Regions from separate parts of the Homo sapiens genome. Here all the other regions are linked to region 1. Evidence: chromatin contacts called from ENCODE Hi-C data. All regions are on one chromosome and are shown on one strand. The core of a region is the stretch at or near the end of the contact, and the rest is flanking DNA. Distances in the headings are between cores, read along the strand shown.

Evidence for each region. A loop is a pair of places that touch in the nucleus more often than their neighbours do. Pooled maps may share reads with other maps.
Region 2: a pooled map shows a loop between it and region 1 (3-fold over the local background). The contact joins two enhancer-like sites. A Hi-C loop is called at or near these places in 4 of 37 single-sample maps with no recorded cell type and 3 of 50 pooled maps.
Region 3: a loop to region 1 is called in a map with no recorded cell type, with 5 times the contacts of the local background. The contact joins two enhancer-like sites. A Hi-C loop is called at or near these places in 5 of 37 single-sample maps with no recorded cell type and 9 of 50 pooled maps.

The regions. Positions count from the first base shown.
Region 1 is chr10:62,630,735-62,634,916 of GRCh38, reverse strand. The region is part of intron 1 of LOC105378327 (a long non-coding RNA gene); the gene reads left to right. Among named protein-coding and RNA genes, the nearest start is that of ADO, 170 kb to the left of the region's middle. RefSeq lists an enhancer at 2,443-2,612. Within about 2 kb of position 2,261, at least 14 of the 41 ENCODE cell types and tissues checked have a DNase peak (open chromatin) inside an H3K27ac peak, as active enhancers do.
Region 2 is chr10:61,959,055-61,963,236 of GRCh38, reverse strand. The region is part of intron 3 of ARID5B (AT-rich interaction domain 5B); the gene reads right to left. Among named protein-coding and RNA genes, the nearest start is that of ARID5B, 59 kb to the right of the region's middle. Within about 2 kb of position 1,801, at least 4 of the 41 ENCODE cell types and tissues checked have a DNase peak (open chromatin) inside an H3K27ac peak, as active enhancers do.
Region 3 is chr10:61,985,766-61,989,947 of GRCh38, reverse strand. All of the region lies in intron 3 of ARID5B (AT-rich interaction domain 5B), which reads right to left. Among named protein-coding and RNA genes, the nearest start is that of ARID5B, 86 kb to the right of the region's middle. RefSeq lists enhancers at 1,536-1,785, 2,886-3,025, 3,025-3,687. Within about 2 kb of position 1,832, at least 7 of the 41 ENCODE cell types and tissues checked have a DNase peak (open chromatin) inside an H3K27ac peak, as active enhancers do.

The sequences.
Region 1 (4,182 bases), core at 1,012-3,511:
GGCAAAGTCAGGATTCATATCTAGCTGTGTCTGAATTTTATACCTGTGCTTTTAATTGTTAAGTAACAAGCTATAGCCAAGATACAATCTTTGACTTTTGTTCTCAGTTGGCTGTTACTTCCTCTTAAAGTGTTACTTCCCCCCAATTTTTTTTTTTTTTGGAAACGGAGAGGACTTTAAGAATCTTGAATATTGTTCTGATATATAATGTATTCTTAAAAACATATGACAATCAAATGTATGGAGATCAAGCAATAAGACTCAGATCCTATTCAGTTAAGGGGTAGGAGGATTCCCAGAGATTTAAAAAATAGTTATAGAAATGCTGACTACGGCTTGCCTTTTGGATACTATATTTGACAATACAGTTCCAGAATTTCACCATGCTCTTTAATTTGTTCTTTGTCTTCATAATTGAACACACAATCAACCATCCTCCATTGAGCATCCAATTGAGGCTAAAGACTTGCCACTTATAGCACACTTGATGATTTCTATTTTTGTCTTAATTTTATTAAATTGATGAGACCTCTCTGCTTATTTTCACTAATACCAGCACTTTCTTTCCCTGTTTCCCAGTCATTTTTGTTAAATGCAATTACATATTCAGACAATTACATGAATCTCCCATTACCAACATGGTACTGCTGTTAAACTGAACAGTTTTGTGCAGCTCTTTATGGGAAAGCACCCAGTGTTCTTCGGTCAGCTAATGAATGAACTCTTGAACTCAGTATGCATGAAATAATTTAGGGGCAGGAGTATCTGTAGTATTGAAAGTGTGGGCTGTAAGAGAGTTAACACATGAAAATCAAGGACTCCAAATAGATCAGTTTAGCAAATATTTAAGGAACACCTACCATGTGCTCAGCCTTGTGGACGTAAAGAATTATCTGCCACTCCTTGATCCTTTTGAATGGGCCAGTTCGTAGGGGGTCATATTTGGGGTTAAGAGGAATGGCACCAAATTTTTTTTTGGTCAAACTTCCTAGGTGGCCACCACTTGGGTATTTTTCTCTTGACTCCAGGTACTGTGTTATTCCAGCCCGCTAAACAGTCTGAACCTACTTAGCCTGTCATCAGGGCAGATGAACTAAATAAGTGAAGACAATAGTAGGACAAGATGGGGCATGTAAAATAGAATTGGACCAACCCCCTAAATCTTCCCACTTTCTCTTTCCCACCAGCTGACTTTCTGCCACCATCACCCAAAGGCATAGGGTAAGGTTAGGTAGTGGAGAAGAAAGTCCTCCCAAGTGTGTACCTTTAAGATGACAGCATTTGGCGGGGTGCAGTGGCTCACGTCTATAATCCCAGCACTTTGGGAGGCCGAGGCAGGCGGATCACAAGGTCAGGAGATCAAGACCATCCTGGCTAATGCGGTGAAACCCCGTCTCTACTAAAAATACAAAAAAAAATTAGCCAGACGTGCTGGCGGATGCCTGTAGTCCCAGCTACTCGGAAAGCTAAGGCAGGAGAATGGCGTGAACCCAGGAGGTGGAGCTTGCAGTGAGCGGAGATCGCACCACTGCACTCCAGCCTGGGTGACAGAGCGAGACTCCGTCTCAAAAAAAAAAGATGGCAGCATTTTTTTCCTGATTTCCATCAGCTACTTCTACTCTACTGGTGTCTCTTTGGCACAGCCCAAGTTCAATAGATGGGTTAGAATTGGACATACTTGACTGTTCTGGTAGCCGATGGTCAGCTCAGGGAGCAGCCTCAGGCTGTGACCACCACCTTCACTTGGATCACCAGAGACTCAAAAGAAAAGCAGGAAGAGGTGACCCCACCCTCTTCACTGGTGAAAGATTGCACATACCTTTGGGACATCTAAAGGAGAATGTAGCCCTTTCAGAGCTAACATTACAGATCACGGCAATTTACTGGACTCGATGTACTCCTCATTCCACTAGGTTCCCTTAGGAATCATCATTTCAATTAGACCCATAAATCCTTTTCTCATTTGTCTGCAAAGACTATGAAACATGATGTCACTTTATTTCTTTTAAAGAAAGCGTTGACGACACAGGTGGTGACCCTAATGATGACATGGAATACCTTGACATCTTTCAGCCCCCCTGGTCATTTCAGTTTGGCCAGGAAATACAGCAGTGACTGGACACACGGGACCTTATGATGGGATTGTGAGTTCAGACACCCCCAGTGTTGGTCTTGTGCAAAGAGGAAACCAGGAGGAGGAACTGTTCATCAGCACCCATGCACACCCACGCGTCTATAATTACCAACAACAGTTGCAGCGCAACCCAAAAACATAAACACACTGAGCTGGCTGAAGCCCAGGGCTCTATTTATAGTCTCCATGGACCTACTAATAGCCTTAACACCCTCACTGAAACAGACCCCAAGTCGGGAGCAGGGCAGGGCCGGGGCTGTTGCAGTTGTGGGGTGAAGCCACTGCTCTATACCTTCAGTTCAATGTGGCCCATGTGTGAATGGGCCACCGAAAATATCCAACCGCTCTGAGAGGTGCACATCTCAAAATAAACATTTTCCTGAGCAGGCCAGACAAAAGCACAGAGCCAAAGGATTTCCAGTTCAGACTCGGAAATTATAGGTTTTAATTGGGAGGTGTAACAGTGGCACGTCATCGTTGCTTGTACGTTTTGCCTGAACTATGTTTGTTCAAGCAAGACAGGAAGTGGCCAAGAGTATGACACAGTGGAAAGAGCAGGGGCTGGGGAGTCAGACAGCTCTACATTTAGCTGGGTGGCCTTGAACAAGTTTCCTGACCCCTTTGAACCTCAATTTTCTCTTCTGTAAAATGGGAATACTAAGAATATCTATCTCTTAGGAGGCTGTTAGGGTCATAGATGACATGCAGATCCTCAAAATAGAAGTTTTGATAGTATCAGTTTTAATAATGCATTATTATAAATCAGGATTTCTGAAGGATTTGACCCATATAACTCACACTGAGTACTTCTATCATGTCTTTGAGAGGGTCCATATTATTTTAAAAAAAAGGTAAAGAGTTGAAAGATATATTTAGAGATTTTTCTCCTACATAGTTGATGTTAAAGTTATTTCAGAAAGTTGAGAACAAATAGGTTTGCTCCATATTTCTTTAACTTCAATATTCAAAGGTTCTATCTATCTATCCATCTATCTATATAGCATAGGTGCAAATTTCATTTCTTTAATATTTTAATAAGGAGTAGTCCATGTGATGGGAGTGGTAAATGACATTATGTCTATTTTAATGTTCAGGGAAAATAAGGATAGAAATTCTATAGCTTGGTAAAAAAATGTTTAAATCTTAAAGAGAATCAGAGAGGCACTGCAAACAATTTCTCCCTGCCCCCAATACCATTGTATTTACATGGGCTCCCAGCTCCTGCTGGAACCCTTCAAGAACTAGGGACCCAGCAGTCAGTCCATTCCATTTTGGGAGCCACTCAAGTAATTAAGAAGACCTTCCTCCTGTTGAGCCCAACTTGTTCTCTCTCTCGCTTTCATGTATTGGTCCTGTTTATCCCTTGAGAAAAAAAGAGAGTCAACTTCCTCTTCTACACAAGGGCTCTTCAAACTTTAGAAGAATGATACCATGGCTTTCCAAGTCTTCTCTTCTCCAGGCAAACATTCTTGGTTCTCTCTACAACCACAGGAAAACTCCTGATCTCTCACTCAAATTCTTTTTTTTTTTTTTTTTTTTTGAGACGGAGTCTCGCTCTGTCGCCCAGGCTGGAGTGCAGTGGCGCGATCTCGGCTCACTGCAAGCTCCGCCTCCCGAGTTCACGCCATTCTCCTGCCTCAGCCTCCCGCGTAGCTGGGACTACAGGCGCCCGCCACCACGCCCGGCTAATTTTTTGTGTTTTTTAGTAGAGACGGGGTTTCACTGTGTTAGCCAGGATGGTCTCGATCTCCTGACCTCGTGATCCGTCCGCCTCAGCCTCCCAAAGTGCTGGGATTACAGGCGTGAGCCACCGCGCCCGGCCTGTTTGTTTTTTTTTTAAGCATTACTAGCGGTTCCTCAATATTCCTTCTCCTCCTCGCTGCCTTTGATTATCCGTATATGGACTGAGTCTAAGCATGTAAATTACATGCAACTTCATTTTTCACTTTGTCTCTCAATTACTTGGGAGCCACTTTCTTTCTCTTGCTTTGTTGATACATATTTAGGAAATACACATCTCATTTTGCTTTCATATTAATCCAAGTGAA
Region 2 (4,182 bases), core at 552-3,051, 670 kb after region 1:
AAAACTCATTCAGAAGAAAGGAATCAGAAATTAGGGAACTAAAAAAGAGAGACATGCGGGAATATCTTATTTTTCTTTAAGAATATTTTCTATTTGTTGAGACACATGTCATACAAATTGAGGACTAATCTCAGTCGGACACTCTCATTGGCCCTAATTTACATTAGTTGAGTTGAGTCCATTGGTAGAGTTGCACATTTTGACAAAACACCAATCACACACTCCCAGAAAAAAGAAAAAAAACAACTGTAGGGCTGCGAACACGGCTCTAAATATTTCTTAAGTTTCTACTAACATTAAAAACCACTGCAGTTTCTTTCGTGGTTTATTATGATATCACCAAATCCCCTCCATGTATTTATAGCCTTGTAAGTCATAATTACCAATCATTTACTCTAAGACCATAAATGCTTTTTGGTGACTTAACGGATAACTAACACTGTTAGTCGATGGATGAAGGTACTGCTCATATATGGGAAAATTTATTCTAGTCCAAACTTTAGGAGTTCATCTGTCAGATATTTTATGCCTCTATTCTTTTAATGATTCATTTACCTGCATAATATTTGTATTCAGAACTGCGGTGTTTCTAGCCAACGGCAGAATGCTCAGCTGAATTATCTTTTTCTTTCACAGCATAACAGAGTGGAGCACAGTCAAATTGAAGATGGCCTTCACTACACTGTCAGAATTAGATTGTCTGGCAAATGATCCAGGCCTATTTCTCAAACCCACATGTAATGTTCTGACTACCAACGTGCCCGTAGAGTCATTAACAAGCATCCTAAAACATGCTGTACATATTTAAATGATTAGGAGAGGAGTATGGATGATGAGGCTGTTTCTAATGGTGCTTCAGCTTTTATCAATTATGCAATGCAACACAGATGTGAGCCTTCACCTTTGTTTTTTGTGTGCTGCTAAAGTGCACTCCCTTTTAAAGCAGTGTTTATTTCCTTTTATCTAGCTTAAGCTCAGTGCTTGGGCAAGGGGGTTGTTCCAATGCAGACAATCCGAAGGATTCAACCTTGGCAAATCACCTTTGGCGAGGCAATTTCTGAAGAAGCTCATTTTACCCAGGACTCAGTTGTGCAACGTTATGCAATAACTGTTTGGGGCCAGTTGGTAGTAATAACAATTACCGTTTCCCTCACCCTGCTAAGATCTGTATTCAGAAATTGCCGAGAAGGCCGGGTGCGATGGCTCACGCCTGTAATCCCAGCACTTTGGGAGGCCTAGGCTGGCGGATCACCTGAGGTCAGGAGTTTGACACCAGCCTGGCTAACACGGTGAAACCCTGTTTCTACTAAAAATACAAAAAATTATTCAGGTGTGGTGGTGAGTGCCTGTAATCCCAGCTACTTGGGAGGCTGAGGCAGGAGAATCACTTGAACCGGGGAGGCAGAGGTTGCAGTGAGCCGAGATTGCACCATTGCACTCCAGCTTGAGCAACAAGAGTGAAACTCCATCTCAGAAAAAAAAGAAAGAAAGAAAGAAAGAAATTGCCCAGAATTGAGACACTGAGGTCCCCAAGCCCAATCAAGGGGCTAGGTATCAAACCACTGATAAGAGTCTGAGCATCTGGAAGGTAAGATTCATGCCTTTACTGTTCCTACAGCATTTCATCCTCTGGTGCTCAGTTAACACTGTAACTGACACGCGAAAAGGGCAGGTGCACGGTGGGTTATTTTCAGACTTCACATCTGTGTGGCAGTTACACTTCTGAGCCTATAGATTAATTCAGCGCAACCGGTTCCAACCCTTTCTAGCTTGTTGTTGACACGAGGCTTGCATGGTCTCAGAAGGTCTCAAAGCTATCGATAACCTAGGTTAGGCTGTTGCCCAAGAGAAAAGCCTCAAAGGAAATGACTTAACTGTGGTATACACTAGCGGTACCCAAGTCAATGTTAGGTGGTACATGGATAAACATATTTTTTATTTTAAGGATTATATATTTACCTTCACCATTAATTATAGCAAGTGATACAGGTTTTCCATTTACAGTGATGATATAAAATTTCCTACTTAAAGTTCTTTAAATTAAAAAGCAATTAATTTAAAGAAAAATTAAGTAAATAATAAAACAGTGTTATTGGTATGGCAAGAACTATAAAGTTGCTTTATAAATGACTAAAGTCTAGGATATCCTGATTTAAGGCTTAAGAGTTTAATAATGCTACCATGTATCAAGTGCTTTATGGCACCAGAAAAATGTCCATAAGCACCTGGGATTCTATATGTTATTAAATCCTACAGTATCCCTATCAGATAGATTTATTATACCCATTTTACAGATGAGAAAACTGATACTCTACAACTTGCCGAAGGGCATAAAGCTAGAGATTGGGGATCCAGAGTGCTAGTCTATGTCTGCCAGACTTTTAGTCCCTTACCACTACATTATGTTGCTGCCAAGTACAAGATTTAAGGTCTAATCATCCATCCATTCATCCAACATACCTACGGAGCACCTATGATATACCTAACAATGTCCTGGATTAAAAGAAGGGGGCCCTCATTTCCTTCCCTTCAAGTAGCCTAATCTAGTAAATGGCAGATGAGATCTTGGTCAGAGGGGAAAAAAAAGGGCTTCTCATCTTGGGCTTCAACTCATGCTCAAGGAGGCAGGCTACATTTTGGCCAAAAACAATATGCAGAACTCCCTACTTAAAAGACAAAACTCATAATCTTATAAATATTTAGAATATTTATAAGTGAATATTTAGAATATTTTATAAGTGAGCAGGAGACTGATTCCTATAATAAACACATTGCTGTTAAAAGAGGCAAAAGGCTTCCAAAAGAATCCTTAGGCAAGTCTCATTTTATGAAAACCCTATATATAAAAATTAAGCCATAGAAAATGTGTTTCCATTACAAAACGTGCTCCACTTTACCAAAAGGAGTTTCAGTAGGACTTCCTACTGTTGTGAGCTTCCTTGGAGCTTTCTAAAGAGAAAGTAACTACTGAAGACATTACTGTACGTAGTATTTCCATGCTGTCCAGACAGTAGAGAATGAATATTACCTATTGTCTCCTGTTGTCAAAATTTATAATTTGAAAATATAAAAGAAAAATATATGAAATAAGACAGTCATGCCCTTCCTTCCTACACATTCATGAAAAAAGAAACCCTCCAATCTGAAAGAGGAAACCCACCAACCAAGCGGGTAGACACACATCATCCTTGTTTTCCTTCTTCACAGCATAATGGTTCTGTGTTCTTAAAGGAAATCATCCAGCAGTCCTTAACAAGGAGTTCATGGACCAACTTCAGGAGGGGGCTGTTCATGAGTGTCCTCAAATGTCATTCAAATTTTGTGGATGTAAACGTTTTCTGGGTAGACAGTCCATAGGGTTCTTTGGATTCTCAAAGTCATCCATGCTGCCCTCCCAAGTTATAGCCCCACTAGACTAGGTGACCAACCACCTGTCCTCCCTATCACACGTGCATGAACTATTAGGAAAATACAGTAAATAAAACTTAGCTGAGATGCCTGAGTGGCTTCTTGGGGAGAACAGTAACTGGTAATTGGGCATTTAAAAGGGTATATCATAACCTTTAAAATCATCATCAATACCTTTCAGAATCAGATGAATGCTATGAATGGTCTCCCAAGAAAATGTGTGTTTACATATAAAATTCTGCATGCAGATTTTGGCAGGGGGTAGCATCTCCACAAAAATTATCCATCAGTTCTTAATTAAGATCCTATTACTCAGGTTATTTCCCAGCAGAACATTTAGGCACTTGACATGTAGCCCAATTTATAGGTTTTTTTGAAGGTGGGGTGGGGGAATAATGATTATCAGTATATCTCCTGCCAAACACTGAACCTATTAGGTGTAGTACAGATTCTAGATAAAATTGCCCTACCTTCACTCCCCAGACAGAGATGTGACAGAAGTTTTATTCAGCCACAAAGTTCTCCCAAGGTGAATTCTGTGATTTTGTGAAATCCACCACTAACATTGCCTTCAGGAGAAATTGTTTTATATGAAACAATTTGATTAACCACACTAGCCCCATTTGCAACCATGAATATAACTAGGCAAAAAGTTGACATTTTCATGGAAAGGTTCTATCATTTGCAATCTAAAATTGCTAATGTTTTCCCCTAGCTTGTAGGTTGTACCCTAAGAATATAATATGAAAATATTGCAGTGATGAATCATGGATA
Region 3 (4,182 bases), core at 583-3,082, 640 kb after region 1:
CCATCCTCCATCCCTAGTCCTATTATGAGCACTAAAGAGTCAAATCAAAGTATTGGTTTTGGAGATGCTTCCTTATTGATCTATCAAGGAACCTCAAGCCATAGCCTTTTGATCTTTCCCTTTTTGCACATAGTTCTGTTCAAGAGGAAGCTTAGCATTAGAAATAGAGTACTTTGGCCTGTGTTATGATGCTCTAAATTCAGAAAAGCCAAACTAATAAAGGTTAACGATGCTGATCCATTAAAGTGTAGCTGGAATGCACGGCAAGGCTACCAGATTTTTTGACATAAACTGCATAAACCTATGCATAAAAATTTTAGATAATTTATTTTAGAACTGTTGTGCTTTATTAAACACAGATTTAAACTTCAGATTTTTATCAAATCATATGTAATATGTCTTCTAATTATAGTTAATCACCATCTTATTTCATTTCCTATCATGTTTAACATTTTTTACTTATTAACACAAAATTTATTCAAAACATGATTAAAAATGTAGATGTCCACTTAAAACTGGGCAAAGGAATACATGGATTATTTTTTTCAAAAATCTTTTAGAGCAGCATTATTCAATAGAAACACAATGTGAGCCAACTTGTAATTAACACATTGAAAATGTAAACAGAAAACAGGTGAAATTAACTTTAGTAAGCTATTTTATCTAACCCAGTATATCCAAAATATTATTTTAACATGTGATCAATAGAAGTGATTACTGGCCGCACACGGTGGCTCACGCCTGTAATCCCAGCACTTTGGGAGGCTGAGGTGGGCGGATCTTGAGATCAGGAGATCGAGACCATCCTGGCTAATACAGCGAAACCCCGTCTCTACTAAAAATACAAAAAATTAGCCAGGCATGGTGGCACATGCCTGTAGTCCCAGCTACTTGGGAGGCTGAGGCAGGAGAATCACTTAAACCCAGGAGGCAGAGGTTGCGGTGAGCCGAGATTGCACCATTGCACTCCAGCCTGGGCGACAGTGCAAGACTCAAAAAAAAAAAAAAAAAGTAAAAGAAAAAAAAAGATTACTAGTGACATATTTACATTATTTTTTCATAGTAAGCTCTCAAAATATAGTGTGTATTTTACATTTATAGCATCTCTTGAAGTGGACAAGACACATTGCAAGGGCTTAGTTGTCACAGGTGGCTAGTGGCTACCTTATTGAACAGCATAGCTCTCTTTAGAGCGTCTGCCTGAAAAGAAATTTTAAAATCATTGTGTCCTGGGTCCGAAGAGGCACTTGGGAAAAATGAGGTTGTTCTGTGTACAGGTTCCTTTTGGCCAACTATCTTGAGATAAGATGTTCTGAAATATAGCTAGGAGAGGAGAACAGAACAGGAGGAAAAGCCTCACAGTGCCTGTTATTTCATTGTTCTGATACCCCAAAGCCCCAACAAAGACCCAAAGTTAGCAAGTATAGTTATTTTAGTAGAGATTCTCGCTTGCCACCTTTGGTTTCTGGTGAATAACAAAAATCAATTCAAAGTAAAATAATAATCTCTTAAAAGCTTCAACTGTTAAGACCTGGTGAGAGCCCTCTCCTCTGGGTTAAACATATCCTTCTGCTGTAACCAGCTACAGGTTCACTTGGTGCCATGTCCACAAAACCATCTGCTCTGTTTTCTGTCATGACACCCAGTTGTTCAGAATGGATATTTCTTTCTTTCTTTTTCTAGTGTGCACATTACTAAAAGTAATTTAACAGCTGAAAGAGATACTTATGAAACCTACTGGAAACTGAAACCACTATTTAATCTCACGGCAAAGCAGTCATATAAAAACTCCGGCACCTTCTAATGTGCTGTCACAGTGCACCATGGAAGAACATCATTGAAAGCTGATGATACAGATGTGCTCTGTTTTACTTCCTTTTTGTACAGGGTTAGTACTGAGTAAGCTGATGTAAGACAGGAGGAGGATGGCTCTAGTTTAGCCACCTTTCCCAAAGTACCTACCATCTGCTGAAAATCATTTCCACAGCAAATATCCCCTTTTCCCCAATCTCTAACATCCAAACCTACCTCTCTTTTCTCATAAAAGACAATAAACAAATTGCTCGTGACTACTATATTAATTCCAGTGATAGTTCTGTGGTTTCATACCATGAGTTACCAGTGCTACAGATCCCTGTTTCTGGGTATCTCTCAGATATTTCTTTAAGGTTATTTCTGTTTGAAAGGGTTGGCAAACTATGGGCCAAATTCAGCCCAACACCTGTTTTTGTAAATAAAGTTTTATTACAACATAGTCATGCACATTCATTTACATATTGTCTTTGGCTGCTTTTACACTACGACGGCACAGTTGTGTGATTATAGAGTGGTGCATTTGCCTCAGAGACCTTATGGTGCACAAATCTAAAATATTTACTATCTGGCTCTGCTGACCCTTGATCTAGAGAATATAGTCTTGCTGCCAGAAATCTGCTATTTTGGATCACGAATATCAGCTTAATTTCTAAGATACAGTTACTCTGTAACACTTGGCTGCATTTACTTGTTCAAGCTGGACTCTCCTTTCCAGAATATGGGTTCTTTGAAGGGCAGGAGCTAGGTCTGTAGCATGTCTGAATTCCTAACACCCTGGAAACAAGCGAAGCACATGATAGATTTTTAATTAATGTTGGTTCTTTTTCTGGTTATTCACTGTCCCTCTGTTCTCATCCTACTCCCGGATCTATTACCCATTCTTTCTTCCTTGCTCTGTGACCCCTGAATGTTGTATCATTGGGCTCCCTCATGGGCTGGCTGGCTTCTGCTTGTTCAGCCAATGGGAGACACCTAACAGATCGCATGTGGGAAAGAGTGAGAAGTTGTCATATTTCTTCTCTGCCCCATCTCTGCTTTGGCCTGGCAGCTCTGGCCAAGGCCACAGCTCCACCCTGACGGCAGCTTTCACCAGGTAGCACTATGTCTTCCTCTTGCTTCTTACTAGTGCCCAGATGTCTTCATGGTTCTTTTCACCCTAACCCCATCTCTATAGTCTTCCTTTGGTTCCTTTTGTTAAGCCTTGGGTTCCCAAACTGTAAAATGGACTTAAGAACAGTGACTTCCTGGGGGGTCTTTAACAGTAGTTAAAAGATGCAAAGTAGTCAGGCTAATGTAGCACACAGTGAACGCCCCGTAGGTACTTGTCTGATTATTGCTTTGCAAGCTGTTTTCCAAAGTATGCCAAGGAACACTAGTTCCTTGAGAAAGAAGGGAGTATGTTACCAAGGGTTATGTGGAAAAGGGGCACCACAGCACGGGAAACACTGAGTTTAACAAAAAGTTACACAAACAGCTTGGAGCCTTTAACATGCTAATGGACATTTTAATGCACAGGGGGGAAGATGCTGCTTTTTCTGACTTTATTTTACCATGAAATCCTCTCCCATCCGCTTCCTCACCCTCCCCCACTTTTTTGTCATTCATGGCTCACCTCAACAAGTTAGTGTTTCCCTGATCACATTTTGGGGACATAACACACCCGAATGTTGATTACAGCAATTGCCCTGCTCCCTTCAGCTCTCCTTCTCAGCACACACAGCCAGCTTAACACTGTATAATTACAAATAGTTTATTATGCATGGTATAATCACTCATCTGTATAACACTCCCAAATTTATAAAGCCCTTTCATGTGCTTAGATTCATTCAATCCTCCTAGAATCTCTCTTAGGGTCTGTCAAGAATAGTCCCATTTTATACAGGAGGACACAGGCAGCTCAATGAGGTGAATGACTTGCCCAAGGTCATCCAGCTAATGGCAGGGGCAAGTTGCCTGGCACTATTTTAAATCTCACACTGTTCTCAACACACCCCAGCTGCCTTCTGCTTGACTCTGAACCTCTGAGAAGAGCCCTGTCAGATTCATGGTATTCCCAGGTACCTCTCAGAGACCCTCCAGTGGGCTGGTGGCTTTGAGAATTCTCGTGATTTTTATGAGACGCAAATTTCTGGTTTCAGATTGCAGTATTAAAGAATCTCTTCCAGTCTTGTGTTCAAAACAATCCCTAAGTGAAGCTTGGTGTTGCCTTATTTGGAAGATAATCTCAAAAACAGATGACCATTGCACAGAACACACCTCGCCAGCACAATTCTTTACTTTTAACCCCTTAGAAAGCACATTTCAGCCTAAGTGAAGACAATGGTATTATTATTTCTCTCTATTACTTCTCCTCTTTTGATCCCGGGA